2 separate regions of the Homo sapiens genome follow, and region 1 is linked to region 2. The links are chromatin loops, found by intact Hi-C in ENCODE. Cell type or tissue: natural killer cell. All regions are shown on one strand. Each heading gives the region's core, and the rest is flanking DNA. Links, peaks and the distances in the headings are about the cores only.

Region 1 (14,775 bases), core at 3,581-11,580, 59 kb before region 2:
GTCAAAATCATTTTGGCTTTATTAAAGCTCCTCAAAAAACTCTAGAATTAGGGCTTTCTTAAGTTACTTTTTAGCAGAAACATTTACGGTATTTTGTACATATGTGTGCAAAGTTGCTTATTAACATTTATGTCATGGTCATAAAGACTAATTTGGTAACAATATTCAGTCTCCAGTAAATATGTGGTTAATTGATATGCAAATTACTTCCAAAGTACAAATTAATAGTCTCATATTACATTTTTGTGCTTTGCTACCTTTACCTCAAACAAAATAATCTGTAGGATTCTTCATGCTTGTTTCAGCACCTTTTGCCCAGCTTTGCTTGCTTCATTGGCCAGAGGACTGTCAGCACCTCATGAAGCCCTTTATATGCTTCTCTGAGGTCATTTGCATAATGTTGTGGCCTATAGTAGGTTCTCAATAAATACCTGATGGATGAATGAATGAATAAGGATGAGGAAATGAACACGGTAGGTATGCCTGGATCTGAAGCAGAAGTGGCCCAAAAATGGAAGGAAAAGAAACTTGGCAGGAATAGCAGGAAGAAGAAAGCGGGGAGGACAGTATTGTGTGAGTTTGCTAGGGCTGTGTAACAAAGTGATACAAACCTGATGTCTCCCGCAACAGACATTTATTGTCTCACAGTCTTGGAGGCCGGAGTGCAAAATCAAGTTGTGAGTGGAGCTGGTTCCTTCTGTGGGCTGTGAGGAAGAATCTGTCGCAGGCCTCTCTCCCAGCCTCTGCTGGCTCGCTGGCAGTCTCTGGTGTCCCCTGGCTTGGAGGTGCATCATTCTGATCTGTCTTCATCTTCACGTGGCGTGCCCTCTGTGGGTGTGTCTGTGTCCAATTTTCCATTTTTATAAGGATACCAATCATGTTGGATTAGGGCCCACCCTAATGACCTAATTTTAACTTAATTGTCTCTATAAATACCCTATCTCCAAATAAGATCACTGTCTGAGGGTTAGGGGCTAACTGGGGAATAGAACTCTAACATAAACGTTTTTTAGGATGGGACGAATTCAACCTGTAACAGGTACCTCTGAAACAGATGAAGGCAGCCCATAGAGGGGATCCTTGGGCCTTCAAACACTGTGGCCCCACTTTACTGCCTGCTTTTGGGGACCTCAAAAACTTAAGAGGAATCCTCTGACAGTTTTCAACCCAGTATGCTGCCCAGACTTTAGTGTCTGTGGATGGTCCTCCTTTGAAATGCCTGTGGCCCTGCCGACCACCGTTGACCTCGCCATGGCCCCACGACTCATCATGCTCTGCCTGGTTCTTCACCTTCTGGCCTCCTTGTCTTTACGTAGTATTGACAGCATAGCCGGCCCACCTTTGAGTATGACCGGGCCCGGGCCAAACAGCGGGGACGTGGAACCAGACTGCTGTGCTGTGCCAGTGGAGACTTTTGGAACTGAGGACAGCTGAATGAGGGGTAGAGTGGCGCTAGGGTTCACCAGCACGTGTGCCCCAAACCTGCGGGGGGGGGCCCTTTCTTCTCTCTCTCTCTCTCTTTAACCTGTGACACTCTGTCCCTTAGACCAAGCCAGGGGACCTTTTGTAGCTGCAGTGTGCAGTGTGTGCTTCATGCCCCACCAGGTCTAGTCATATGTGGCGGGGGCGGAGGGGGAGTCCTGTGTTTAGAGGTGCACAGTGTGTGCGCTGCTGTGTGTGTGTGTTATTTACTCTTTAAAAAAATTTTTTTTTGAGACAGGGTCTCACTCTGTCACCCAGGCTGGAGTGCAGCAGCATGATCTCGGTTCTCTGCAGTCTCCACCTCCCGGGCTCAAGCAGCTCTCCTGCCTCAGCGTCCCGAGTAGCTAAGACTACAGGTGTACACTGCCATCCCCAGCTAATGTTTGTATTTTTTGTAGAGATGGGGTTTCACCATGTTGCCCTGGCTGGTCTTAAACTCCTGAACCCAAGTGATCTGCCCAACTCAGCCTCACAAAGTGCTGGGATTACAAGTGTGAGCCACTGCACCTGGCCTTGTTATTTACTCTTCAAACAAGTGTGGGGTCAGTTAGATGCTGGGTGCTGAGTCCTCACCTCCACCACCTCACCAAAGCCACCCTTGCCACATCCCAGGCATCAGTTCTTGGTCCTTGTCTTGCTGCCCCCGTGGGCTGCACTGACGTGGCACGTCATGCTTTCTTCCGTGAGCGTGTTCTGCATCATCACCCTTCCTGTTGCGCTGCTTGCCTCAGATGGCTTGGCTGGTCCCCCCTTATCTTCTAGATCTTTTAATACCAAATGCCCCCCGTCTTTGTCCAGGGGCTTCTCGCCTTCTCTATCCACACTCATTCCCTTGTGATCTTGTAGTACTATGGCTTGAAAGAAGCTCCTGTCACCAGTTCACGCCTGCAGGCTGGGCCTCTCCACTCAACTTGCAGCTCACTGTGCTGCTGCCTACCTGACATCGCTGTATGGAAGCCTCATTGGTACGAGAAAGAGCCTGTACCAGACCCCAAATACTCAACCCCAGCACCCCGATGTTTCCATCTGCACCTCAGTTAATGCTCATGTAGCTGCACTTGACTTACTCGCACCCCCACACTCAATCCTTGGACAGAGTGTTCAGCCCTCAACTCAAAACGCAGCAGATTCCGACCTTTTCTCACCTCCTCCACTGCTGTCACTTGGCTCAAGCCGTCAGCGTCTCACCTGGAACACCGTGGTCAGCTTCTGCCTTTTCCCCCTGACAGCCCGTTCTCAGCACAGCAGCCAGAGTGGTCCTATTAAAATTTAAGCCAGATTGTGTCGGCCCCTCCTCTGAACTCTCTTCATGGCTTCCCAGACAGCTCAGAGTGAAAGCCGTAGTCTCTGCAGTGGCCTTAAGACCGCCGCCCCAACCTCATCCGCCCTCTCTCACTCTGCCTCCACACGGTTTCCTCTGTCTCTTGAGAATTTTTTCTTACGGGGCTTGTTCTCTCACCTGAGGAATTTCCTGACCACTACCCCTTCCCTCATTCACTCTTTTTTTCCTTGGAGACAGGGTCTCGCTATGTTGCCCAGGCTGGCCTCGGACTCCCGGGCTCAAGCGAGCCCACCTAAGCCTCCCCAGTAGCTGGGATTATAGATACACACCACCACACCCGGCTCTCATTTACTCTTTATTTTTCTTCCTTTATTTTTTCCCATAGCACTTATTATTATCTCATATACGTATATTTTACTTGTACTTTGTTCGTCGGGCTTTCTCCCTAAAATTAAGCTTTATAAGAGGAGGAAGTTTTATTTGCTTTGTTCACTGCTGTATTTTTCATGCCTAGAACAGTTCCTGGCACACATTAGATGCTCAGTAAATATTTGTTGAATGAATGAATGAATGTATGAATAGCAGTTAAGATCATGGGCTTTGGAGCCAGCCAGACCTGGGCTTTATATCTCAGTGCCCTCTTTATACTATCTCAACGACGGTGTCAGTTACTTCAGTTTCACTCAAAAACGGTTTATTGTGTGCCAGGCACTAAGCTTGGCTCTAGGGATACAGGGATGAATAAAAACAGATGAATATCTCCTTCTGAGAAGCTGACAGTCATGGAGGAAAGTACTTAGCTCAGGTAATGTGGAGGATCAGACAGGAGGGCTTTATGGTCCAACCCTGGAAGTGGGTACACCCGTTTTTGGTTGTTTTTTATTCTGATAGTTTTGGGGAAACAGTTGGTGTTCTGGTTGCATGGAAAAGTTCTCTAATGGTGATTTCTGAGATTTTGGTGCACCTGTCACCCGAGTGGTACACCTGTTTTATACATTGCTCTGTCACATGGCCACTTTTAACTGCAAAGGGGGCAGAGCCACAGAAGTACTAGCTGGGCAGCCACATCCTGGCAACGACTCTGCATAATGGGAGTGCGTCTTGAGTTGGCATAGGACAGCTGGCTGTCTGTGCCATGTCTGCCCTCTAGCCACCAAATATCCATGCACAGCCTTCTTCCCTTACAGGTATCCTAATCTCCCTTCAAAGACCAGAATGAGGCCGGGCGCGGTGGCTCTCGCCTGTAATCCCAGCACTTTGGGAGGCTGAGGCAGATGGATCATGAGGTCAGGAGATCGAGACCATCCTGGCCAACATGGTGAAACCCTGTCTCTACCAAAAATACAAAAATTAGCTGGGCGTGGTTGCGCGCACCTGTAGTCCCAGCTACTTGGGAGGCTGAGGCAGGAGAATCGCTTGAACCTGGGAGGTGGAGATTGCAGTGAGCCAAGATCACACCACTGCACTCCAGCCTGGCCACAGAGCCAGACTCTGTCTCAAAAAAAGACCGGAAAGACCTCTGCTCTATTTCCTCCATGAGGGCCAGACGTGGCTCCTCAGGATTCCGCAGCCTACATAAAGAACCAAATGATCTTCCCTCCTCATACCTAATATACCGTGGGGGAGCAGAGGCAGGGTGACTATTGTAGAAATTCCCTTTTAGAAAAGGAGGAGCAGGGAGCCCTCAGTAGACACTGGCCCGTCAGCAAAAGGGCCCTGTGCGGGTGGGGAACATTCCTTGATTAGCGCCCAGTTCTGCCCTCACCTGTGTTCACTGTGTCCCATGGCTCCACCCCCAGGACATTTTCCTCCTTGAGCCGGCTAACATGGACAGACAGATGAAACCTCCACAGGTTTCTGGAGCAGTGCAGAGCTTTGCAGACCCACTTCTACGGATTTAAGTTTGTGGGCTTGAAGGTTGTTTCAAGGCTCAAGCAGTTCAAGGCTGTCTTCATCCTGGATCCAAGTTCTTCAGCACTATATTTCTCTCAGAAACATAGTCAGCTTTTGATCTTGTTAAGCTAAATTTATAGGTGGCCATTGGTTTGTACTGAGCTCCTGCACTAGGCCCCAAAAATCAAACCAAAATTGAGTCAGTCCTGCTAAAGTTCCATGTCACCATGCTGAAAGTTGTTTGACCTTTGGAGAAATCAGGAGAGATACATAGTAGCCAAATCCCCAAACAGGCCGGTTTTAGCCAGCATGATAAGGAGGTCCCCTCTGCTTCAACCTTTGCAAGGGGCAAGGAGCAAGGGAAGTAACTCTGAAAGGACTAGTCTGCTTTTTGTTCTCTGTGTCTGCTTGCTTCAGCCCTTTTCTGCCTATAAAACCAAACTCCTCTGTTTAGCTCATTGAAACACTCATTGTTTTCTTTCTCTTTCTCTCTTTCTTTCTCTCTCTTTCCCTCCCTCCTCCTTCCCTTCTTCCTTGTTTTTTTTTCCCTCTCTTTCACAGGCTCTTGTCTGTTGCTCAGGCTGGAATGCAGTGGCGCAGTCATGGCTCACTGCAGCCTTGACCTCCTAGGCTCCAGTGATCCTCCCACCTCAGCCTCCTGAGTAGCTGGGACTACAGGTGCACACCACCATGCCTGAGTAATTTTTTTTTTAGAGATGGGGTCTCAGTATGTTGCCCAGGCTGCATTCTGTTTTTTAGAAGGAGGTGTTGCCCAATTCTAGCATTGCAAATAAAAGCCAACTAGATTCCAATTTGAAATTTGATGTAATTTTGTCCTTTGATGATATGTTTGCTTCCAGCCAGTTCCATGTGCCAGTAGTTGCACCCACCGTTCTTTCCTAGACACATTCTCAAGCTTGAATTTTCTTTCTTTCTTTTTTTTTTTTTTTTTTTTTGGTTTGATACAGAGTTTTGCTCTTGTTGCCCAGGCTGGAGTGCAACGGCATGATCCCAGCTCACCACAACCTCCGCTTCCAGGTTCAGGTGATTCTCCCGCCTCAGCCTCCCAAGTAGCTGGGATTGCAGGCACATGCCACCACGTCCGGCTAATTTTGTATTTTTAGTAGATACAGGGTTCCTCCATGTTGGTCAGGCTGGTCTCAAACTGCCGACCTCAGGTGATCTGTCCACCCCGGTCTCCCAAAGTGCTGGGATGACAGGCGCGAGCCACCGCACCCGGCCGAATTTTCTTTCTTTCAAGTCTCTACTCCCCAGATTAGTTGGGGGCTGTCTTGAGGCAGCAGTATGGGTGGGAAAACCACACCCCTGATCTGCTTGCTGCACAGAGCTGAGTTTTTATCTGCTTTTGTCTTTCAAAGCCTTTTCCAGTCTTATTTTCCACTGTTTGGGGGTCCAGGAACAGGCGGCCTTTCATACTCTCTAAAGGCCCAAATTTCTGGTCTGTTTGCACTTTTTTTTTATTGCTGCTTACAAAGCCAGCAATTCTTGCTTGAGCTCCCTTCCCCAGCAAAATACCTTCCTCGGTATGATGAGTAACAGCGCATACTACTGCTGTTTGACCTGTTTGCTAGAGCGTGGGGCTCTCCAAGCACTTGGTCTGTGTGTGCTGCCTCTTGAGTTATCATCACAGACAACACTGAACTAAATGTGTTGCTGCTACTGAATAACGCAGAGCTCCGGCTGCTACGCCTACTGCTAGACCATCTGTTTACCCAGGGTTTTTTATTAGGTTAATATTTCCCTCTAGATACTGACATCTGTATCAGTTAAACTGATACTTGCTGCTGTAACAGGTAAACCTTAAAATCTCTGTTGTTTGTGGAGCAATAAGAATAGAATTTATTTTTCATTTCCATAAAAGCCACGTTGAGGGCGGTCAGGGAGGGAGTGGGTGAGTAGACTGTGCTTTGTGCAGTCATTGAGGATTCCAGGCTGGCAGAAGTTCTGAGTCATCAGCACATGGCTCCCAAGATCCTCCTGTGGATCTCGGTCCATCTACGAAACAAAGAAGCGAGAGAGCACGGAGAACCGTGTGGGAGATTCTTCCAGGCCAGGCGTGGAAGTGGCATAAACACTTCTGTCCACATTCTGTTGTCCAGATCACAGTCAGATGGCCCCCCTCCCCACAGGGGACTGGGAAATGTCCCTCATTGGGCTGCCACTTCCCAGCAGCAGCTCTGTTGTGACTATTAGGAGTTCACTATATATTCTGATTACTCATCCCTTATCAGGTATATAATGTGCAAATGTTTTCCCCCATTCCATGGGCTTATGAAGTTCATTTTGCCTATTTTTTCTTTTGTAACATGAGCCTTTGGTGCCCTGACTATATCTCTTTTGACAATAAAATATTTTCCTTCTTTTTTACAGCTAAAATTGAGAATAAACTAGGTTTTATAGAAATTCCTAAAAGTCAGTTGCTGTATTAATCTATCCTAAAGATCCATATTGAGTGGGAAGAAAAAGGGAAAACAACTTTCATCTTTAAAATTACTTTATGTAGAAGGTTCTTGGTTATCTCATAGACTGTGGCTTCACACATTAAGCTAATTGATAATATGCTAAGTTTTTAAGAATCTTTTAAAAACTTGGTCTGATAGGATTCTGTAATTGAGCTAATCGATTCTATTGTCAATCTAAAAAAAGATATCAGAGAAAAATATCTCTGAATTTAATGAATGAATTAGGGAGTAAGCAAAGAGGATTATAATTTGGGATGCACAGCCATGGCGAGCCACAGGTGCACCCGAAAAGGGGAAAGGAAGAGGAAGCTTTTATTTGGCAGACAGGGAGAGGTTCACATAAGCTGCTTGGAAACAGAGTTCACTGGTTCCAGAGGCTCAAAATCGTAGTTGGCATCAGTTCTGTGGTGGAGATGCCACTAGGGGGCAGGTGTTCTTTCAAGAGCATCTTATCTCAATTGCTGCCGTCCTAAAAAAAGTCCAGGCCAGGCAAGGTGGCTCATGCTTGTAATCCCAGTTGTTTGAGAGGCTGAGGCAGGAGGGTCGATTGGGCCCAGGGGTCTGAGACTAGCTTGGGCAACATGGCAAGATCTCTTCTCTACAAAAGCTTTTTAAAAAAATAGCCATGTGTGGCCAGGCACAGTGGCTCATGCCTGTAATCCCAGCACTTTGGGAGGCCGAGGTGGGCGGATCTCCTGAGTTCAGGAGTTCGAGACCAGCCTGGCCCACATGCTGAAACCCCGTCTCTTACTGAAAATACACAAATTAGGCTGGGCACGGTGACTCACGCCTGTGATCCCAGCACTTTGGGAGGCCAAGGCAGGCGGATCATGAGGTCAGGAGATCGAGACCATCCTGGTTAACGTGGTGAAACACCGTCTGTAAATACAAAAAAATTAGCCAGGCATGGTGATGGGCGCCTATAGTCCCACCTACTTGGGAGGCTGAGGCAGGAGAATGGTGTGAACCCAGGAGGTGGAGCTTGCAGTGAGCCGAGATCGCGCCATTGCACTCCAGCCTGGGCAACAGAACGAGACTCCGTCTCAAAAAAAAAAACAAAAAAAAACCCCACAAATTACCTGGGTGTGGTGGCAGGCGCCTGCAATCCCAGCTATTCTGGAGGCTAAAGTGGGAGAATCACCTGAACCCAGGAGGTGGAGGTTGCAATCATCTGAGATGGTGCCACTGCACTCCAACCTGAGTGACAGAGGGAGACTCTGTCTCAAAAAAAAAAAAAAAAAAAAAAAGAGTGGCCAGGCACGGTGGCTCACGCCTGTAATCCCAGCACTTTGGGGAGGCCGAGGCGGGCGGATCACCTGAGGTCAGGAGTTCGAGACCAGCCTGACCAACATGGAGAAACCCTGTCTCTACTAAAGATACAAAATTAGCCGGGCGTGGTGGCACATGCCTGTAATCCCAGCTACTCAGGAGGCTGAGCCAGGAGAATTGCTTGAACCCAGTAGGCGGAGGTTGTGGTGAGCCAAGATCACACCATTGCACTCCAGCCTGGGCAACAAGAGTGAAACTCCGTCCCCCTACCCCCCCAAAAAAAATCCATGTGTGGTGGTGCATGCTTGTGGTCCCAGCTGCTGAGGAGGCTGAGGTAGCTGGATCTCTTGAGTCCAGGAAGTCAAGGCTGCAGTGAGACTTGCATTCTGCATTCTAGCCTGGGTGACAGAGCAAGACCCTATCTCAAAAAAGAAAAAAAATGGTCCAGTGTACCTGGTCTCAGAAATACCTGCATATGTGCCAAATGTAGGTTGTGAAAAGCATGAAATGCATGAAGGATGTGAAAGAATTTCTTGTGGGGTTATTTTAGACACTCCTCCTAATGGTTCTTATCTCAGACATGTAAGCAAGAACCCTTCTTTGTGCCTTCCCAGCTCCAAGTTTCTTTGGGTCTGACAAGAGTGCTTTCATCCTGTTAGGACCAGCTGCCTGACCCTCCACAGGGTACCCAGAGCCTGGACAGTGCCTGGCACACTGGACATGGACAGCAGATGTCTTCTCAATAAATAATTTGTTAGCCAGGATTCACAGTATGGAAGGATGACTGGGGCTGCCATGGCCACCCAGCCTCCCTGGAGCCTTCACTGCCTGGAGCTGGCTGGGAGTGGCAGCAGCCAGGATGAAGAGGAAAGCCTAGCACCTTGACTTGTTTCCCTCATCATCCAAGATGGGAACCCGGGAACCAGTCTTCAGTGGGAATCTTCTGTCGATGTAGGAAACATACCCTAAAGGGGAAGGGAAGGAACACTGAACCCCACTCATGGGCCTGGTACCTTTCTATACAAGTTATCCTATTTAATCTCCACAACAAGCCTACTAGATGCTGAGATCTCAATGTGCAAATACCCCAGAACAGCACCTAGATGAGGCACAGGGACTCACTGGAAGCCTTGTCTTCCTTGGGCCCATCTGTGAGGAGCAGAACAGCTCACCTCTTGCCTGACAGGCTAGTCCTGGGTAATGCATCCAGCCTACCTCTTGTTGCCACCCTACCCCACCGTCAGTGCCACATACCCGTGAACACAAACCCACTGGGGCTGAGCGGCTGTGCCACTGTCACAGGATCCTTAGGGTGTCACTTCACCAGCTGGAGACTTCTGTGGCCAGTGGCGGCTTTACCTGAGTTTTGCTTGGGCCCACTGGGCTCCTTCCACCCACTTGGCCTGGCAGGCTGTGCTTGTCTTTCACTACTGGTCCAGATCCCATGCCTGCCAAGGGCAAGCCAGGTGCAGAGCAGCAAGGGTTGCATGAGCAAATGAGTGTGGGGTCTGGCCATTGGGCACAGCCAGGCATGCCAGCTGTGGCAGGGCAGGCAGCTCCAGGCACAGGCGCTGGTTACCTGCTGTGGCTGTGGCTAGACCAAGCGTACTGCAAGCAGCTGCCACTGTGGGTGCCAGGGAATGCGGTGGCGCCCAGAAGCTTGGAGACTTCAGGAACCACAGAGCTTCAAAGAGGGTGTCACAGCCTTGGCTGGGGGAGGTCCTAAGTCTCGGCTCCCCAAGGGGCCACAGCTCTTATCTCCTCTCTTCTCTCCTTCTCATCACCCACAACGTGGTGAGTTGGGGGGTGTGCTTCAGCCTGTTTGTATTACAGCTCTTTCAGTCCCACCATTCAGTGGGTCCCAAGTTCTTGTCCCATGTCCAGGAAGAATGAGGTACACAGACAACTGGAGGGTAAGCAAGAAGAGGTGCTTTATTGAGTGACAGTACAGCTCTCAGGAGACCCAAAATGGGTAGCTCCTTTCTGCAGGCAGATCATCCCATCGTCTGTGCAGCCCTCAGAGGAGAGGAGACCTGGAGTGGGTAGCTCCTATCTGCAGGCAGGTTGTCCTGATGAGTATACAGCCCTCAGTGGAAAGGAGACCCACAGTGGGTAGCACCTCTCTGCAGGCAGGTTGTCCTGTTTTCTGCCCAAGTCTGGCTGAGTCTGGGGTTTTTATAAGCTTCAGAGGGGAGGAAGTACATGCTGATTGGTCCGTGGGCGGGCCCAGAAAAACCACCATAAGTTCTCACTCCAGTCTGCAGAACTGGCAGCCCGGCTGTCAGGCTTCAGTCTATCCCTGGCTTGAAGGTGAGGTTTCACTGGGGACCCTGCCCCTTTCTACCCAGGAGCCTGTCTGCCTCCTGCCCTTGTTCATGGTGCCCTGGCTGTTTGTGTGCCCTGGCCTGCACTGAGCTGAACTCAGCCACGCCTTGGCCTCCCTGCCATGCTCATTGGTGTCCAAAGTCTGGAGGGGGCTGAGGTGGCAGGTGGCTGGTGTGTCAGCACCGCCCCTATCGTGCACACACCTGGCTGGGTTGTGACAGTGCCTGGGCTCAGCCACAACTTTGATCCAAAATCGGAGCAGGTGCCAGGAGCAGTGAGAGGCCAGTCAGTGGGAACAGGCACTTCTGAGCCTGCAGGGGCAGGGGGGCTTCCTGGGCTCCTGAGAGCACAGGGATGCCCAGGTCAGCAGCTGTGGCTGGGTGGCTGCAGCTGCTCCCAGTAGTGTGGGGCTCCTGCCCCACCAACCTGGAAGGGGGTAGGGCTCCCACCTGTTCCTGGCTTCCGCCGGCACTGGCCACTGCTGCCAGCACCACCTCATCCAGGCCCTGCCTGCCTCGCTGCTTGGATCCTGGGAAGGTGGAAGCACTGGTTCTAAGCCTACAGGCAGTGTCAGGCTTAGGAAAGGAAGGACATAGCAGCCAGGCTGCCATGTTTCTTGCTAGTTACTTGAGTAGTGTAAAGTTGGGAGAAGCCAGGGAACAAGAGAAAGCAGAGATAGTGAAATATGAATAAGACCAAGAGGGACTTGTTCTCTGCTCAATGATTCAGCAGCTTGGGCACAGAAGCACCACTGAAGATGTAAGCCATGTCTCAGGGCACTTGTAGATCATGCTTGTTTTCCACTTGTGGAATCTAGAGGGCAAAATACTGCATCAGGCAAGTGACAGCTCAGCTCTGTACTCCTTTAAGAGGTCAGATAAAAATGGCATATCCCAAAGAACAGTTCTTATTTCAACTGAAGGGAGAACCAGCAATAACCCTGAAAAAAATAACCCATAACCAAAGATGATAGCCTTTTTTCAGTGCCTACTGCTTCTCTGGAATGAGTTTCTGTGTTCTCTGTGAAGGGACAGGAGGAACAGGTCACCCTTTCCCCACCCTTCAGTGACATAGGACATGGCTGTCACTGACACAGCACTTGACATATTCTCTGGCATTGGCAGGTGGTTGTTACATGTTTATTAAATAAACAAATCTTAACAGAAAGAAAAAATGTGGACTGGATTTGAGGGGGAAGATTATGAGTCTAGGGTGAACATGTTGAATGCCAGGTGCTCTGGACATCTTGTGGTGTGGGACGTGAGTCCAGAGCTCATGATCTCAGTTGAAATATTGAGTAGGGGGAGTAGAAGAGCAAAACTAAGGCTGAGGAAGAAGCTCTTACATCTTTGATGGTTTTCTTTTTTGCAGATATCAAGTCTGTATCTCTAGCCGAGCCTCTTCTGAGCTCATCCCAGTCTACCCATCTTCCAAATGTCTGTCTCTTACAATTTTCCACACTCACCGTATTTAAGACAGAGCTCATCGTGTTCCAAGGAAATGTGGCTTTTGCCCTGGTTTCCTAATTCTTCCAAATGGTCCTGGAGTCTTAGTCACCCAGCCTAAGCCATTATGTTCTCCTGGATAAAATTCAGTAAAATTTTAGCTGCCCAGAAGGCTTGAGATTGAAGATGCTCATTTCTCTGAGTTGAATTAAAGAAAAAATGGTGCTTGTTTAAAAGATCTTTCTGAAGTATTATAGTGTAGCCTTTTCCATCATTCTGGTTTCACCATGGGATGCTCTTCTCCCAGCACTTGCCAAGACTCTGCCACTCACATCCTTCAGGCCTCTGCCTAAATGTGACCCCTGTAGGGAGGTCTTCTCTGATCCTACCTTAGTCAAAACAGCACCTTCCACCTTTACCCTGCTTGATTTTGTTTCATATTTATCACTATATGATTAGCATTTTTTTCTTATCTCTTATCATTATCTGATTTGTGCACCTGTCTCCCTGTATTAGTCCATTTTCACACTGCTGTGAAGATACTACCTGAGACTGGGTAATTTATAAATAAAAGAGGTTTAATTGACTCACAGTTCTGCATGGCTAGAGGGGCCTCAGGAAACTTACAATCATGGTGAAAAGCGAAGGGGAAGCAAGGCACGTCTTACATGGTGGCAGGAGAGAGAGAGGGGGAGAGAGAGCACAAGGGAAACTGCCACTTTTAAAACCATCAGATCTCATGAGAACTCCCTCATTATCGCAGGACAGCATGGGGAATCCGTCCCCACGATCCAATCACGGGACTCCCACCTGGTCCCTCCCTCGACATGTGGGTATTATAATTTGAGATGAGATTTGGGTGGGGACACAGAGCCAAACCATATCACTCCCTCACTTAGAATGCGAGGGAGGGACTTGGTCTTTTTTACCATCATATGCCTAGTGCTTTGAAGGTTTTTGGTACATAGTAGATGCTCAATAAATATTTCTTTGATAAATACTTATAAGCAGCCCTGAACAATATGTCATGTTAGATCTTGTTTACAGATTTGGAAACTGAGGCTCACCATGGCTTCTAAATGGCAGAGCTAGTGACAGATTGCTTCCCTTGGGAATTTTATACTTCATCAAGCAGCTTTCCAGATAAGACAAATTATTATAAGCATGTATTTTTATTCATGATAGGTACCCAAACCACTCAAACAGAAATGTTAAGATATATTGGTGGAAGTAGTTGTTATAATTGGATATTTCTGACTGTTAAAGGAAATTGCCTTTTTTCTCCCAAATTCAGGAGGATATGGCAAAAAAAGTGGTCGTAGTAAAAAATGGAAGGAGATACTGACACTGCCTCCTGTCAGCCAGTGCAGTGAGCTTAGACATTCCATTGGTGAGTAAATAGTGCCTACTAATGCTTGGATGGTACATCTGGCATGATACCATTCATTAGATGTTATTCTTTCTTGAGTTCCATGTTTGTTTCAAACATTTTATGATAAATTCTCCTTATATCTTCATGATTCCTCTCAGGAAAAAAAATCCTTTAGATTTTCTGATCTGCAGTTATAAAGTTGGCTGTTGACTTTTTCATTAAAAATATATATTTTTTATAGAGGTGGGGTCTCACCATGTTGCCCAGGCTGGTCTTAAACTCCTGAGCTCAAGCAGTCTGCCCACCTTGGCCTCCCAAAGTGCTGGGATTACAGGTGTGAGCCACTATGCCCGCTCCCCATTAGAAACATTTTTTACAAGTAATATATATACTCATTGTTCTATACATTACTGAAGAAAAAGTAAAAATTCCTCTCCCCATGACCGAGCCAATTATTGTCTGTAGAAGAAACACTGTTAAGTATTGTTTAGTAGCCTTCCAGACAGTTTTCTATGCACGTTTTAAAAAATTATTGAGCCAGGCCGGGCGCAGTGGCTCACGCCTGTAATCCCGGCACTTTGGGAGGCCGAGGTGGGCGGATCACGAGGTCAGGAGATCGAGACCACGGTGAAACCCCGTCTCTACTAAAAATACAAAAAAATTAGCTGGGTGCGGTGACGGGTGTGTGTAATCCCAGCTGCTTGGGAGGCTGAGGCAGGAGAATGACGTGAAACCGGGAGGCGGAGCTTGCAGTGAGCCGAAATCACACCACTGCACTCCAGCCTGGGGAACAGAGCAAGACTCTGTCTCAAAAAAAAAAAAAAAAATTATTGAGCCAGGCATGGTGGCACATACCTGTAGGTGCACCTACTTAGGAGGCTGAGGCAGGAGGATCCCTTGAGCCCAAGAGGTTGAGTCTAGCCTGGGCAACATAGTGAGACCTGTCTTGAGAAAAAAAATTAATGAGGGAAAGAAAGAAAAAAGAAAAGAAAAATTTCTAATGATCTTCAGGAAAGGATTAGTCAGATAAAAATATGGTATATCAGTGTAACAGAATACTCTGCAACTGTAAAGAATGAGAGTTAGCTACAGGTCCTAACATGAGCCTAAGGAGTCAGATACAGAAGGCCGGGTGTGGTGGCTCACGCCCGTAATCCCAGCACTTTGGGAGACTGAGGTGGGCGGATCACGAGATCAGGAGATCGAGACCATCCTGGCTAACAC
Region 2 (14,775 bases), core at 3,982-11,981:
CCACTGGGATTTCATCAGACAAAAAGAGCCAGTGAGAAAAGTTTCCAGACATGATCTGGAAATGACTTAATTGGGTTTTGATTGGAGCAAAACACAGTAAAATTCATGGTTTGATTTCTCAAATAATGCTACTGAAAGGGAAGAGTGGTACCAAGGTTATTAATTCAGTTTTCAGAAAATAGCCAAGCCTTGTTTCATTGACCAATTTTATATGAAGTTAGACATAAAACCAATCTTTCATGTATTTTGAGGTGGGTAAGGGTTTAGCCACCTGCCAGGGATTGTAGTCCCAGAGACACTCTGACCTGAGGGCCTTCTGTGTGCCTGGCTCTGGGCCTGGTGCTGGACAGACCATTCCTTAACTGTGCTAAGGGCCTCTGAGGCTGACGGTGGCACCCGCGAGTCACAGCAAGGAGATGAGCCCCAAGCGGTGGAGACCTGGTCCCTGGTCCCAGAATGAGCCAGTGGCTGTCAGGGTCCATCTGCCTCTGGGACTGGACTGTGTTACCACCCCTCACTGCCCAGACACTCAATCAGTGAGGGAAACTCTCTTTGTTACTTACTTTAAACCAGTATTTTTTTAGCACATTTTTTTTTTCATTTATTTTCATTCAACAAGGATTTATTGAGCATCTTGTATGTTCCAGGCACCGTCCTAGGCATTGGGGGAAACAGCAGCAAATAGAACAGAAGTCCCCGCCCTGCCAGCGAGAACTGACAGGAAACAGAACAAATGCATAGACGTGTGGGCTGTGGGGAGGACCCGCACTCTGGAGGACGGGGAACTGCCTGGAGGGGCGGCAGGCTCTAGGGGGTGAGAGGGGGTCGGCCTGCTGGGCAGAGCAGACAGAGATTGTCTGCAATAGCAAGGCCACAGTGGCAGGCTGCTGGCAAGAGCAGGAGGGGGTTAGAGGGGGACGGGACAGAGAGCAGGAAGCCCAGGCCATGCTGAACCACCTGTCACTTGTTATTGTCATCATTGTCAAGCCTTGAGTGTTGCTTCCTCTGATGGCCATGAAGCCATCGCAGGGCTCTGTGAAGAGTGATGTGATGAGACTGGGCTTGCCGGCCACTGGGAGAGAATGAATGGACAGGGAGGAGGAAGGCCATTGGGGGCTTTGCAGCGATTCAGGTGAGAGTAAAGGTGACGCAGACCTCGGTGATGGCAGAGCAGGTGTGAGAAGTGATGGCAGATGACCGCTGTCAGATTCAGGATGGATCCTGAAGGCAGGTGGTGGAGAAGACTTCAGGCTGACTCCAAGATGGGCTGGAGGGAAGGGGGCACTCGCTGGAGCCAAGTCCTTGCAGTGGGGAGGACAGCAGCCAGCGCACGGGGAGTGTGTGGGCAGTTCCTCCAGTGACCGGAGAGGAGGCAGAGTCTGTGGCCAGTGCAGCACAGCTGGGGAGACGTGAGCAGGGCTGTGAACGGTCTCTTATGGAGCTTCTTTTTCTCAGATGGTCAGCCCCTAGTGGGGAGCAAAGGTGGGAGGCAGGTGTGAGGAAAGGGGAGGCTTGAAGGCTTGGAAAGCAGGGGTTTCCTCAACAGCATCAAGAGCCCATGCGGACCTGAAGGGAGGGGAGTGGCCGTGGTTGTGTGCTGGGCTTCTGCCACACCTGGACGGTGCAGGCTCAGAGCCAGCAGGGAGCTGCACTCGCCCAGCTCTGGTTTGTCCAGCAGCTAGAGAGAGGCCGGGGAGCTGGGCTGCATGCCAGGGAGTGACTAGAGGACAGACCATGGGCTCGACGCTGGCTCCAGTGGACGAGGAAATGGACACAGGGAACGGCAGGTTCAACAGGATGGGCAAAGCATGGTCCAAGTTGGGAGTCCATACACCTCCAGGCCAGAGTTAGAAAGATGAGAGGGACGCTCAGAGAGGAAGCTGCTTGGAGTGGAGCTGACAGAGTGCTTGCTGGCCAAGAGTCTGGGGTGTGACCAGGGAGAGAGTGGCTGGGGGTCACTGGGGGGATGGAGGATGAAGTCACTGGAGAAGAGAAGGCCACAGGACCAAGCAGCCAGGCATAGGCCCCTGCCTGGGTGTGGGCATTCCTAGCAGCTGTGCCTGGGTAACTGACATGGGCTGGCAGTGGCTGGAGAGGAGTTATTCTGATGTCCTTTTCATGTGTTTCCATATATGAAGCCATGGGTGCTACAGGCTCGTCCTGGAGCCAGGGGTCAGCCTGGAGTTCTCCCGGCTACCTCACTCTGCTTAGAGCTGACTGTTAAATAATGGAGTCTTCCTCCCACAGGACACTGACAGGGCTGCAAGAATGTATAAATATGTACCAGAAATGGAGTCTGCCCCTAAGAGCTCACAGTTTAATGTTAGGCCTAAAACAAACAGAAATGACTGCAGTGAAAAAGCAGAATGGGCCGGGTGCGGTGGCTCATGCTATAATCCCAGCACTTTGGGAGGTCAAGGCAGGTGGATCATGAGGTCAGGAGTTTGAGACCAGCCTGGCCAAGATGGTGAAATCCTATCTCTACTAAAAAAAAAATTAGCCAGGTGCGGTGGTGGGCGCCTGTAATCCCAGGTACTCGGAAGGCTGTGCCACTGCACTCCAGCCTGGCGACAGAGCATGACTCCGTCTCAAAAAAGAAAAAAGAAAAGAAAAAGCAGAATGCATACTTGTTCTGCTAGGCTCGGGGAGGGGAAGAAAAATAAAGCAGGATGCAATGGGTGTCGTAAGTGGATAGAAACAAAGGCTCAGGGGCTTTCAAGATGAAATCCGTGGTGTTGGAGGTGCTGGGAAAGGAGGTGTCTGAGTGAGGGCTCTGTGTGAGAAGCTCTAGCTTTGAAGTTAGGGCCAGGTGAGTCTCAGCTCCCATTACAGGATCATCTCTCCCAGCTCAGTTTCTCATTTATGAAATGTAGATGAGAGTAGCTCTTACTTTATAGGATTGTTGGGAGGATAAAATGAAGTAATACATGTAAAATGTTTAGTAGCAAATAATCCTCCATAATTACTAAGAGGAGAAACAGTTCGTTCTTAAAGAATGGGTTCTATGGGTTAACGACGTCACACAGCAACTGCTGGCAGCTGGACCTGAGGCCAGCTTTTGGACCAAGCCCCTCTCCTCTGCTCTGTGCTGCCTGGTCAGGCCATCTGTCTTAGTCCCTTTGGGCTGCTATGACAGAATCCCTTAGACTGAGTAATTTATCAACAGCAGAAGTTTATTTTCTCAGTCAGGAGGCTGGAAGTCCTAGATCAAGATGCCTGCAGATTTGGTGTTGGTGAGGGCTGCTCTCTGCTTCAAAGATGGAGCCTTGGCTGGAGCTGGTGGCTCATACCTATAATCTTAGCACTTTGGGAGGCTGAGGTGGGAGGATCACTTGAGCCAAGGAGCTAGAGACCAGCCTGGGTAACACAGTGAGATGCCGTCTATATTTTAAAAGAAAGAAAGAAAGAAAAGAAAAGAAAGAAAGATGGAGCCTTCTCACTGCACCCTCACAGGGCAGAGGACAAACCAGCTCCCTGGGGCCCCTTTTCTAATGGCAGGAATCCCATTCACGAGGGCAGAGCCTTCATGACCTCATCACCTCCAGAAGGTCCCACCTCTCAATACTATTGCATTGGGGATTAAGTTTCAGCTTACAGATTTGTGGGGGATACACACATTCAGAGCATCCTGGCCCTCGATGGGAGTGGAGTATGCTGGCAGCAAGCTCAACCATGGGGCTGTGGAGTCCCTGAGATGCAGAAATGGTATTTGCATTACACTTAATTTTCAGATCTGTTTTATTAATTTATTTGTTGTTGTTTCTTTGAGACGGAGTCTCAAGAAACAGATCTGGCCCAGGTTGGAGTACAGTGGTGCGACCTCAGCTCACTGCAGCATCTGCCTCCCGGGTTCAAGGGATTCTCCTGCCTCAGGCTCCTGAGTAGCTGGGACTACAGGCATCTGCCACCACGTCCGGCTAATTTTTGTATTTTTAGTAGAGACCGGGTTTCACCATGTTGGCCAGGATGGTCTTGATCTCCTGACCTCGTGATCCACCCACCTCGGCCTCCCAAAATGCTGGGATTACGGGCATGAGCCACTGCGCCCGGTCTTCACATCCGTTTTAAATTAACAAAGCATGCAAAGAATAAACGCATTGAGCAACTGTTACTGAGCGCCTGCTCTGGCTAGGTGCTGGGGTATCACAGTGGGCCAGAGTCACACAGCCTTAGCTTCAGGAAGCTTTGAGTCTAGCAGGACAGCCTGGCAATAATGGCGCGTCCAAATGACTCATTCTCAGCAAGAAATACTTGTCATCGAGGAGAGGTGGAGGATCCCCTCAGGCTGTGGCAAAAAAATTTGGGGAGCCTAATCTAGTGCAGGTATGGGGGCCAGAAAGCTAAAACCTGAAGAATTTAGCAGGAGTCAGCAAGCCGAAGAGCTTTGTAGACACAGCCCTGGAGCAGGCACAGCCCAGCAAGGAGCTGAGAGCGGTGGGAGATAGAAGCGCAGACCAGAATGCTTTCTGGTCTTTGGGACTTTGAGTTGGCCAGGGATCAGCATACTTTTCTGTAAGGCCAGATGGTAAACAGCGTCTAGACTTTGCAGGTCTATTACAGCGATTCAACTCTGCCGCTATAGTGGAAAAGGGTGGTGTCGATAAAGCCTTGTTTCCAAAACCAGGCAGCTGGTGCCTGTGGTGGCTGGACTGTGGTTTCCCAAGCCCAGGTCTAGGTCACGTTTCAGGGGTCCAGGTCTTTCATGTGTTGCTTTTGAGCACAGCCCTGCTTTTTCTGATTGATGAGAATTGCGGAGGAAGGCTTATTTGCCTTTGTGATGATGGTAAATATGTATGTGAGGAATACTTTCTAAAGAGATCCTTTCTGGTAATTTTAAGAATATACTAGAATACCAAAATATTAAGAAGATATTTTGAGAACGAGGTTTGCTAAGTGGTTGCCTCATCTGAGGTCCTTAGTGGTATTTCTGAAATTGACAACAGTTTCTGTTTCCTCTTTAAAAATCCCCACATTTTTATGATTAATTTTTTTAACTTAAGGAATAACATAGCCGACCCCTTATTTATTGATAGCTCAAAGGCGAAACCTTCGCCCCCCTCCTTTGTGAAGTGTCATATAATTTAATGAGTAAAGTCTGAGTTCCTGAGGTCTGCTTGATGCTTGGAAATTATTTGTTAGATGCAGCTGGGCGCGGTGGCTCACGACTGTAATCCCAGCACTTTGGGAGGTCGAGGCGGGTGGATCACGAGGTCAGGAGATGGAGACCACGGTGAAACCCCGTCTCCACTAAAAATACAAAAAATTAGCTGGGCACGGTGGCGGGTGCCCATAGTCCCAGCTACTCGGGAGGCTGAGGCAGGAGAATGGCGTGAACCCGGGAGGCTGAGCTTGCAGTGAGCCGAGATCGCACCACTGCACTCCAGCCTGGGTGACAGAACGAGACTCCATCTCAAAAAAAGAAAAAAAAAGAAATGATTTGTTAGATGCACCTGCTCTGCCCTCCCGAGTCCTTTGGTTATTATTATGCAGGGGAGTTTTGAGTTTTCATTTTTATCCAGAGGCTCAAGTGGGTTGCATTTCTGCCTCTTGCAGTTACTCACCAAGAATCCAAGCAAGCGGCTGGGCTGCAGGGGCGAGGGAGCGGCTGGGGTGAAGCAGCACCCCGTGTTCAAGGACATCAACTTCAGGAGGCTGGAGGCAAACATGCTGGAGCCCCCTTTCTGTCCTGATGTAAGTGCATTGCCAGGACGAGCAGGGCCCTAGGAACAGTGATCCGCACAGCACGGTTTTTCTCTTTCTTTTTTCAAAAATAGAGATGGGGGGTCTCACTGTGTTGCCCAGGCTGGTCTTGCACTCCTGGCCTCAAGTGGTCCTCCACCTTGGCCTCCCACAGTGCTGGGATTATAGGCGTGAGCCACTGTGCCCGGCTGCAACACAGTTTTTTGTTTTTTTTTGTTTTTTATTACAACAGATACAGAATCAGCAGGTACAGTTAGCATGTGGCTTTTGCTCATGGTGCCTGTCCTACCTGGTTCTTCTTCCCTCCCCCGTCACCCCAGTGTGCTTTGGCCACTCACTGGGCCCCTCACAGACCTCAGCGGTGCTCTAGCTCCCTGCCTCGTGTCACTGTCAGCCTCACTGCTGGGGGAGCCCCCCAGGTAGCTGAGACCACAGCCACACACCACCCAGCTCATTTTCACTTCTTTTCTAGAGACGGGGGTCTCCCTATGTTGCCCAGGCTACTTTTGAACTCCTGGCCCCAAGTGATCCTCCTGCCTTGACCTCCCAGAATGCTGGGATTACAGGCATGAGCCACTACGCCTGGCCACCCGTGTCCCCTTTCTGGTCTCAGGGCTGGCTTTCTCTCTCATTCTTGTGTTTCCCACAGCCGTGAGGCCCTGCTTCCTTTGTCTGGAACGCGTGTCCCCACTCTGCTTCTCATGAGGTCCTGGGACTGTGGCCTGGCCCCGTACTGAGGACCCTGAAGTGGTCACTGTGCCTCCTTGTGAGTGTGCTGTTGGGACACCTTCCTCTGGACTGTCCCCGAGGGGCGGGGCCTGCCGGTCCACTTCCGCCTCCCCACCTTGAGGGTATGAATGAGTGAAGAGCAGCTACTCTAACAGCTGTGCTGACCGTGGCCTTTGGAGCCACTGCTTTGCTGAAACACTCACTGTAGTGCACAAGTCCTGGGTGAAAAGTTTCTCAGGACTGCGGGTGCCTCCGGCATGAGCAGATGAGGGTCCCACAGCTGCCGACTTCCGTGCTTTTTGTTCCTTTGCCCTGAAAGTGCAAGGAACTGTACTGGCGGCAGGTGGAGACCCGGACCTTGGCACTCCCTCCTGCCTGCCTGACCCTCTGCCTCTGAGGACAGCAGTGCCGGGATAGGAGCTGCAGACCTGGGTTCCTGTCCCAGAGGAGGGACCTGCTGATTCAGGGAGCTGAGCGGAGGGATGAGGTCCCTTGCAGCCTTGGAGACCACTCAGTGGACCTGCAGGAGGATGGGAAGTGGGAGCTGCTGCTGTTCCTCAGGTTTTCTCCGGGTGCTTTGCCAGGAGTGCACCAAGAATTGGAGGCAGGGGCGAGAATTGTCACTAAGGGATCCCACCGCTGGTGGCCTCTGTCCCTGTTCACACTTCTCCGGTTCTGTGCTGCATCTTCCAATACGTGCAGTCCACCCTGCCCTGCATCCCTGACCTCTGTTTGCAATCCATTTTGCACTACGGAAAGGAGAAGGGCATGGCCTCAGGAGGGGTGTGTGTGTGTGTGTGTGTGTGTGTATGTGTGTGTGTATGTGTGTGTGTGTGTGTGTGAGAAAGAGGGAGAGAGCCAGGGCATGCAAGGGACCTGGCACAGACAGTACCACAAAATTGGTGACACTAAAAGCTGGCGAACCACCTCTTCAGAGGACACATTCTGTGATTTAGAAAATGCCTCAAGTGAGAGGGGCCTGGCAAAAGAATGGAGACAGGGAGAGTGGCGGTGTTTATGCGTCAGTTTGCTGGGCGTTTCATTCTTGGGAACTGAGGGAGCTGAGAATTGCTGTAGTCATCTCAGAGGCTGCCCCTGTTCTTGCTACACAGCCTCATGCCGTTTACTGTAAGGACGTCCTGGATATCGAGCAGTTCTCGGTGGTGAAAGGGATCTACCTGGACACCGCAGATGAAGACTTCTATGCTCGGTTTGCTACCGGGTGTGTCTCCATCCCCTGGCAGAATGAGGTACTGCCCTTCCAGCACAGCCGCTTTACGTTAGTTCCAACAGTGACCCAGGGAAAAGGGTGTGTGTGTGTCCGTGTGTGTGTGTGTGTCTGTGTGTATTTGGGAGATAAAATTATATAAGACGGCTGGGCGCAGTGGCTCACGCCTGTAATCCCAGCACTTTGGGAGGCTGAGGCAGGCAGATCATGAGGTCAGGAGTTCGAGACCAGCCTGGCCAACATAGTGAAACCCTGTCTCTACTAAAAGTACAAAAATTAGCCAGGCATGGTGGCAGGCACCTGTAGTCCCAGCTAGTAGGGATGCTGAGGCAGGAGAATCGCTTGAACCTGGGAGGCAGAAGTTGCAGTGAGCTGAGATTGCGCCACTGTACTCCACCTTGGGCGACAGAACGAGACTTCGTCTCACCCAAAAAAAAAAAAAAAAAGATTGTATAAGACTTTTGACCACAGGACTAGACCATGGGCAAGCCAAGGACCATATCAGCAGCTGTCCAGAAGCACAGCGGCTGTCCCTGGTCCCAATGACAGGAAGTGGACAGGAGGTAGCTATTTTGGGTCTGATGGGAGCTTGCCTGCCACCCCGAGCCCCACTCCCTAAGCAGGGCTGGCTGGCAGCCAGGGTTCCCATGGTAGTTCCCTGCTTTGGGAGTACACTCAGAGACAAGGGGAGAGGAGACCACATTACTTATTCCAAGAAGAGGTCAGGAAGCAGGGAAGGAGGAACCCAGAAAAGGGGCCCCACAGTGGGTGCAGGAGCTCTGAGGTGCCCCGCACGGGGCTGGGCAGGAGCTGCTGGCACTGGGAGACACCCACTGACCTGGCAGTTTCTCTGCGGCTTCTCTGTCCTGTTATTCTGTGCATGCAGATGATCGAATCTGGGTGTTTCAAAGACATCAACAAAAGTGAAAGTGAGGAAGCTTTGCCATTAGATCTAGACAAGAACATACATACCCCGGTTTCCAGACCAAACAGAGGCTTCTTCTATAGACTCTTCAGAAGAGGGGTAAAAAGACTTAAAAACTAATATATGTGTGTGTATGTGAAAAAAAAAAAAACATACTGACTGCCAAGGTGAAAACCTGGTACTTTTTCTGTTTGCGATGGCTCCTACAGGCAGTTTTATACAGTCTGAGAGCCACATGGTGCTAGGTGGAGGCCAGCCAGAACAATGAGAACACCCTCGCAGTGAGGTTTGTTGCTGGGATGAAGACTGTTCTGATCCAAAACAGGACTACCTTCCAGCATTTACAAACAGGTTCCCGTGTCGCTGACAAAATAGTTTACACTGGGCTCAGAAATCGGCATCCTGTGGAACCTTCGTCAGATGGCACTCACAGTGCATCTCTCCCTGCTCTGGCTCTTAGACTCACCTCCTTCGCCCGCTGCACGGGGAAAGTGGATTCCTTTTTGAAAAGGGAATCCTGGCTGGGTGCGGTGGCTCACGCCTGTAATCCCAGCACTTTGGGAGGCCGAGGCAGGTGGATCACCTGAGGTCAGGAGTTTGAGACCAGCCTGGCCAACATGGCAAAACCCCAATTCTACTAAAAATACAAAACTTAGCCGGGTGTGGTGGCACATGCCTGTAGTCCCAGCTACTTGGGAGGCTGAGGCAGGAGAATCGCGTGAACCCAGGAGGTGGAGGGTGCAGTGAGCCGAGATCGTGCCACTGTACTCCAGCCTGGGCAACAGCGCAAGACTCCATCTCAAAAAGAAAGAAAGAAAAATGGAATCCTTTGGAAAGACTTTCTGTAATAGCATTAAATGTAGACAAGCCTTTTTTCCATGCAAAGTGTCTCTCCTTGGATTCGTGGGCCATCCTACTTTGCACCCTGTGTGTTCCCAGGGGGTTGATTCAGAGCTTGGCCACTAACATTCTAATCCATCTTTCTTTCAGTATGAAAAATAGGCTAGGCGTGGTGGCTCACGCCTGTAATCCCAGCACTTTGGGAGGCTGAGGAGGGTGGATCACCTGAGGTCAGGAGTTCAAGACCAGCTTAGCCAACATGGTGAAACCCCATCTCTACTAAAAATATAAAAATTAGCCGGTCATGGTGGCATGTGCCTGTAATCCCAGCTACCTGGGAGTCTGAGGCAGGAGAATCGCTTGAACCTGGGAGGCGGAGGTTACAGGGAGCCGAGACTGCACCATTGCGCTCCAGCCTGGGTGACAAGAGTGAAACTCTGTCTTAAAAAAAAAAAAAAAAAAAGGAAAAAAAAATAAGCTTTAGGTGGGAAATATCTCAAAGTGGCATTTCCCATGGCTGTCTTTCCTCTGAGAACTAAGGGTTAGGTGTGAACTAACAAAATGGCTCTCCCTGACCCTCAGTGTGTAGCCAGCCCTGCATGGAAATAAATGCTCCTCCCTGGGCCCCGGTCCCAGTGTCCACACTTGGAGATGGAACCCAGGTTCCCACGTTTTGGGGAAAACCTGCCGTTGAGAGAATCTGATTGCACAGAGTGAAGCCCATTCTCCCCACACTGCTTCTTAGGCAGCCAGAGACCCTGTGACATTCATGCCTCAGCCATGGTACATGCAGAACTTACCTGCTGCATTTCCTATGTATGTGAGCTAAGCATCTACCACATCATGAAGTAAATAAGGAGAAAATTTTTCAGGTTTTTGCCTGCCTTAAAATTAGCAGCCCCCTGGCCGGGCACGCTGGCTCACACCTGTAATCTCAGCACTTTGGGAGGCTGAGGTGGGAGGATCACTTGAGATCAGGAGTTCGAGAGCAACCTGGCCAACATGGTGAAACCCCGTCTCTGCTAAAAATACAAAACTTAGCAGGGTGTGGTGGCGTGTGGCTGTGGTCCTAGCTACTCAGGAGGCTGAGGAAGGAGAATTGCTTGAACCTGGAAGGTGGAGGTTGTAGTGATCTGAGATCCTGCCATTGCACTCCAGCCTGGGCGACAGAGTGAGACTATGTCTCAAAAAATAAATAAATAAATAAAAAATAAAAAAGCACCCCCCACCCAAAAGTTTGTAAATGGTTGTCTGCACTTAAGGAAAGTGAAACCTTCGCATCAGCCGTGTGCCTGAGGCCGCCGCTGTGTGTTGTAGGGCTGCCTGACCATGGTCCCCAGTGAGAAGGAAGTGGAACCCAAGCAATGCTGAGCACCCCGGTGCGGACCACAGAGCAGACCCTGGCGCCAGGAAGGAGCATGTGTTAGCGTCTCGTCCCACCTGGAATTGTAATAAATACATCTAAATAAAACATGCCTTGGGAGTGTACAGACCTTTCTGCACTAATACCTGAGTTGTCTTTTCACTAAAGCTGGATTGAAGAAAAAGCCCCAAGAGTACCCCTGAGGCCCCAGACACGCCCAAGTGTGGGCGCCTTCCGTGCTGGGGTGCCCAGGTGTGGGCGCCTTGCGTGCTGGGGTGCCCAGGTGTGGGCGCCTTGCATGCTAGGGTGGGAGCTTTCCCTGCACCCAGGGAGAGGCCAGCGGGGGCTTGGGAATGGATGACCCAGCACTGCAGTGCCTCGCGCCACCCCCAGACTTGGTCTCACCACTCGGCCAGAGATGTGGTGGTCCAGGAAGAGAGGGGGCGGCCGGGCCTCCCTTTCCCCAGGGCCCGGGTGTCAGACAGTCCGAGCCCGTTGGCATTCCTGCATCTCCCGATGGCTGTCCCGTTGCCTTGTGCCCCTCACCGAGATTCCTTCGGTTTGTGTGTTTGTGGCCAGTTTTCATTTTCTCTGAGCATATCTATCTGCCCTTGAAAGGGGCGGCTCCCCATGACCCTGCAGTCAGGGCCTGGCGGCCAGGGCTCCAGCAGGTGCGCCCGGCATGCGGTGACAGCCTGCACCGTGGGAGTCCACGTCAGGGCCCCCGAGAGGCCGGTACTGTGTCAGGGATGAGGAGCCCGCCCTCCTGGGCTTTAGTGGCGCTTAGGAGCCTGGGAGCTTCCCGTGGAGGTTAAGGGCGCTGAAACTGCACAAGCTGAGAGCTCACAGCAGTGCGTGGTGCCTCTTCAGCTGGGGTGCTCACCCGCGGGGAGACGTGGCTTTGTGCGCTTGGCGAACCCCACGCCAGGGCGTAGCGGAAGGGTGTGGACCGGCACTGAAGCCCGCGGAGGCACCCGTGCGTGTGCCAGGGCATGAAGATTTCCCAGGGGGCGACGTTGGAGCTGGGCGGGGAGCGAACAGGAGGGACAGGGAGGGCTGAGGCCCCAGAGCTGACCCTGCTGAGGGCCCTCGCTGGCGGCCTTGAAGCTGCGCCCAGATCCTTAGAGAAGGTGCGGAACTTGGGCCTTTTTCCTGAACTGTGCTTCGCAGGATGGGCCGGCCCGGCGCTGGCTGCGGCTTCCGCAGGGCAGGGCAGCACTTGACATGGTGAGGGCTGGTTCAGGGAGGAGCTGACGGGGACACCAGCCGGGTGCCTTCACCTCCGCCCCATCCATTCTCCACTGCTGTCAGGGCTGCCTGGAGCCTGCAGCCGGGATCTCTGTGCTGCCTGCTGCGTGAGAAGCCAGGGCACAGGCCTCGGTGACTTTGAACCAGACAGTGACACATCGGACAGCTGCGCGCGGGAGAGGAACCACAGTGCCTGAGGGACACAGCGCTCCCTGGGCCGCTTTCACAAGAGCAGCAGGAGCGACCAGGCTTCCAGGCGGACGTTTCCCTTGCATCGGGGTGTGGGGAAAATCAGCTTCCGCAGGTGCCCACCGCCGGCTCCAGCAGGGGCACTGGGGCCCGTCCTGGGAGGAAAACACCAGCGGGGATGTCACCATGAGGTTGGGAGCCTTCTTTGTACGAGGGGAAGGGGAAGGGGACGTTATCTTGGAGACTTGGGGTCTTTATTCTTTGGGGGAATGGAAATAGCTTTGCTTTTCTTCTGATTGAGGCAAAACTCATTAAAGAGTAAGGCTTTTTGGAAGCGGGTGACCGCGGCGGGACTCTGGACCCCTCTCCTCTGTGCCTCACTGTCCTCAGCTGCAGAATGAAGATGGCAGGAGTTGGTGCCCCCGGGATGCTGAGAGCAGGTTTCAGAGTCTGTAAATCATGTAGCACAGTGTTGAATACGTGGTCACCATTCAGTAACTATGCCAATAATCGTGGGAAAATAATACCTGCTCATTGCAGAAAATACAGGAAAACATGCAGGAAAGAAAAATCACCATTATTCCACCCCCACCCCCATTTCCACTCTGACTCTTTCCAGGAGTTCTTCCATCAGTGTAGACAAAGTCCACAGCGGAATCACAGTGTAGACGACTCTGCTGGGGGCTGGGGACCTGGCTGGGCTGAGGACCTGACTTCCTTGCCAGCCACAGGGCCTCTGTAAAGGCCTGCCTCGCGCAGGTGTTGAAGTTTAGGGACACCTGCCTGTCAGAGGCATTTGAACAAGAGCAACTCCATCTTGAATGGGGGCTGGGTAAAATGAGCCTGAGACCTGCTGGGCCGCATTCCCAGGAGGTTAGGCATTCTTAGTTACAGGATGAGATAGGAGGCTGGCACAAAATACAGGTCCCAAAGAGCTTGCTGATAAAACAGACTGTTTTAAAGAAGCCGGAGCTAGGCGCGGTGGCTCATGCCTGTAATCCCAGCACTTTGGGAGGCCGAGGCAGGTGGATCACTTGAGGCCAGGAGTTAGAGACCACCCTGGCCAAAATAGTGAACCCCGTCTCTAATACAAAAATTAGCCAGGTGCAGTGATGGATGCCTGTGGTCCCAGCTACTCGGGAGGCTGAGGCAGGAGAATCTCTTGAACCCAGGAGTCAGAGGCTGCAGTGAGCCGAGACCTGGGCAACAGAGCAAGACATCGTCTCAAAAAAAATAATAAAATAAAGAAGTAAATAAAGAAGCTGGGAAACCCACCAAAACCAAGATGGCGATGAGAGTGACCTCTGGTCATCCTCACAGCTCATTACATGCTAATTATAATGCATTAACATGCCAAAAGACACTCCCATCAGCGCCATGACAGTTTTCAGATGCCATGGCAACGTCTGAAAGCTACCCTGTATGTTCTAAAAAGAGGAGGAACTCTCAGTTCTGGGAATCGCCCACCCCTTTCCCAGAAATCTCATGAATAATCCACCCCTTGTTTAGCATATAATCAAGAAATAACCATAAAAATGGGCAGCCAGCAGCCCTCTAGGCTGCTCTGCCTACGGAGTAGCCATTCTTTATTCCTTTACTTTCCTAAGAAACTTGCTTTCCCTTTATGGATTAGCCTCGAATTGTTTCCTGAGCGAGATCCAAGTACCCTCTTTTGGGGTCTGGATCGGGACCCCTGTCCAGTAGCACTCCCTCCATCTTGCCTGCTGAGGAGGAAACTAGACCTGGGAACCGACCAGGGTTGCAGGGCCCAGGGCCCGAGGGCATCGTTCATACCCTGGGCTGGTGGCTATGGAACTAATAAAGTCCTTTTTGTTTCTTTGTTTCTTTTTTTGCTTAAGCTAGTCTGAGTTAAATTTCCCCATGCCCAAGTGAAAGCTTTGACTGAGAGAAATAAACCTAGGCCAGGATTTGTACACAGACCATTTGGTAACTTGTTCAATTAACATGTTGAACATCTCATTTTTCTCTTTCTGTTTATAAGCAAGCATGTATGTATTGAAGAGAACTTTGAAATTAAGAAGAACAGTGCTCGCTGTGGCAGCATATACACTAAAACTGGAATGATACAGAGAAGATTAGCATTGCCCCTGCACAAGGACGACACACAAATTTGTGAAGCGTTCCATACAAAAATATATTTAAAAAAAGAAAAAACACAAAATCTCGTCTTTAATATTAGCTGCTGTGCATAGGCAATCCGTATCAACATTTTGTTTGCTATTTATATAATTAATATAGTGATTTATTTCTTTCCATGTCATTTGGCTGCTTAAATTTTTAATGTTTTTTTTGAGAGTCTCGCTCTGTTGCCCAGGCTGGAGTGCGGTGGCGTGATCTCGGCTCACTGCAACCTGCATTCAAGTGATTCTCATGCCTCAGCTTCCCGGATAGCTGGGATTACAGGCACCACCACCACACCGGCTAATTTTTTTTTTTTAGTACAGATGGGGTTTCACCATGTTGACCAGGCTGGTCTCGAACCCCTGGCCTTAAGTAATCTGCCCATCTCAGCCTCCCAAAGGATTACAGGTG

Evidence for each region. A loop is a pair of places that touch in the nucleus more often than their neighbours do. Peaks named below come from ENCODE experiments on the same cell type or tissue, not always from the same donor. Only the 100,000 strongest peaks of a DNase experiment are listed, where the experiment ranks them.
Region 1: a loop joins it to region 2, with 12 times the contacts of the local background. A loop is called at or near these places in 45 of 110 quality-filtered maps.

The regions. Positions count from the first base shown.
Region 1 is chr4:2,971,040-2,985,814 of GRCh38, forward strand. GRK4 (G protein-coupled receptor kinase 4) reads left to right here. Exons shown (of 16, transcript NM_182982.3): 2 at 13,474-13,569. Among named protein-coding and RNA genes, the nearest start is that of GRK4, 15 kb to the left of the region's middle. In natural killer cell, for the core only: a CTCF peak has its summit at 7,544 (motif pointing right); a DNase peak (open chromatin) is centred at 7,562.
Region 2 is chr4:3,029,833-3,044,607 of GRCh38, forward strand. GRK4 (G protein-coupled receptor kinase 4) reads left to right here. Exons shown (of 16, transcript NM_182982.3): 13 at 5,554-5,691; 14 at 7,542-7,679; 15 at 8,544-8,681; 16 at 10,740-10,928. The coding sequence ends at 10,793. It also overlaps the pseudogene RNU6-204P. Among named protein-coding and RNA genes, the nearest start is that of HTT, 37 kb to the right of the region's middle. RefSeq lists enhancers at 7,836-7,885, 8,466-8,555, 8,566-8,615, 10,584-11,033, 12,254-12,473 and a silencer at 11,134-11,183. In natural killer cell, for the core only: a CTCF peak has its summit at 7,665; DNase peaks (open chromatin) are centred at 7,669, 8,479 and 11,699; H3K4me3 peaks cover 1,286 bases; H3K27ac peaks cover 2,395 bases.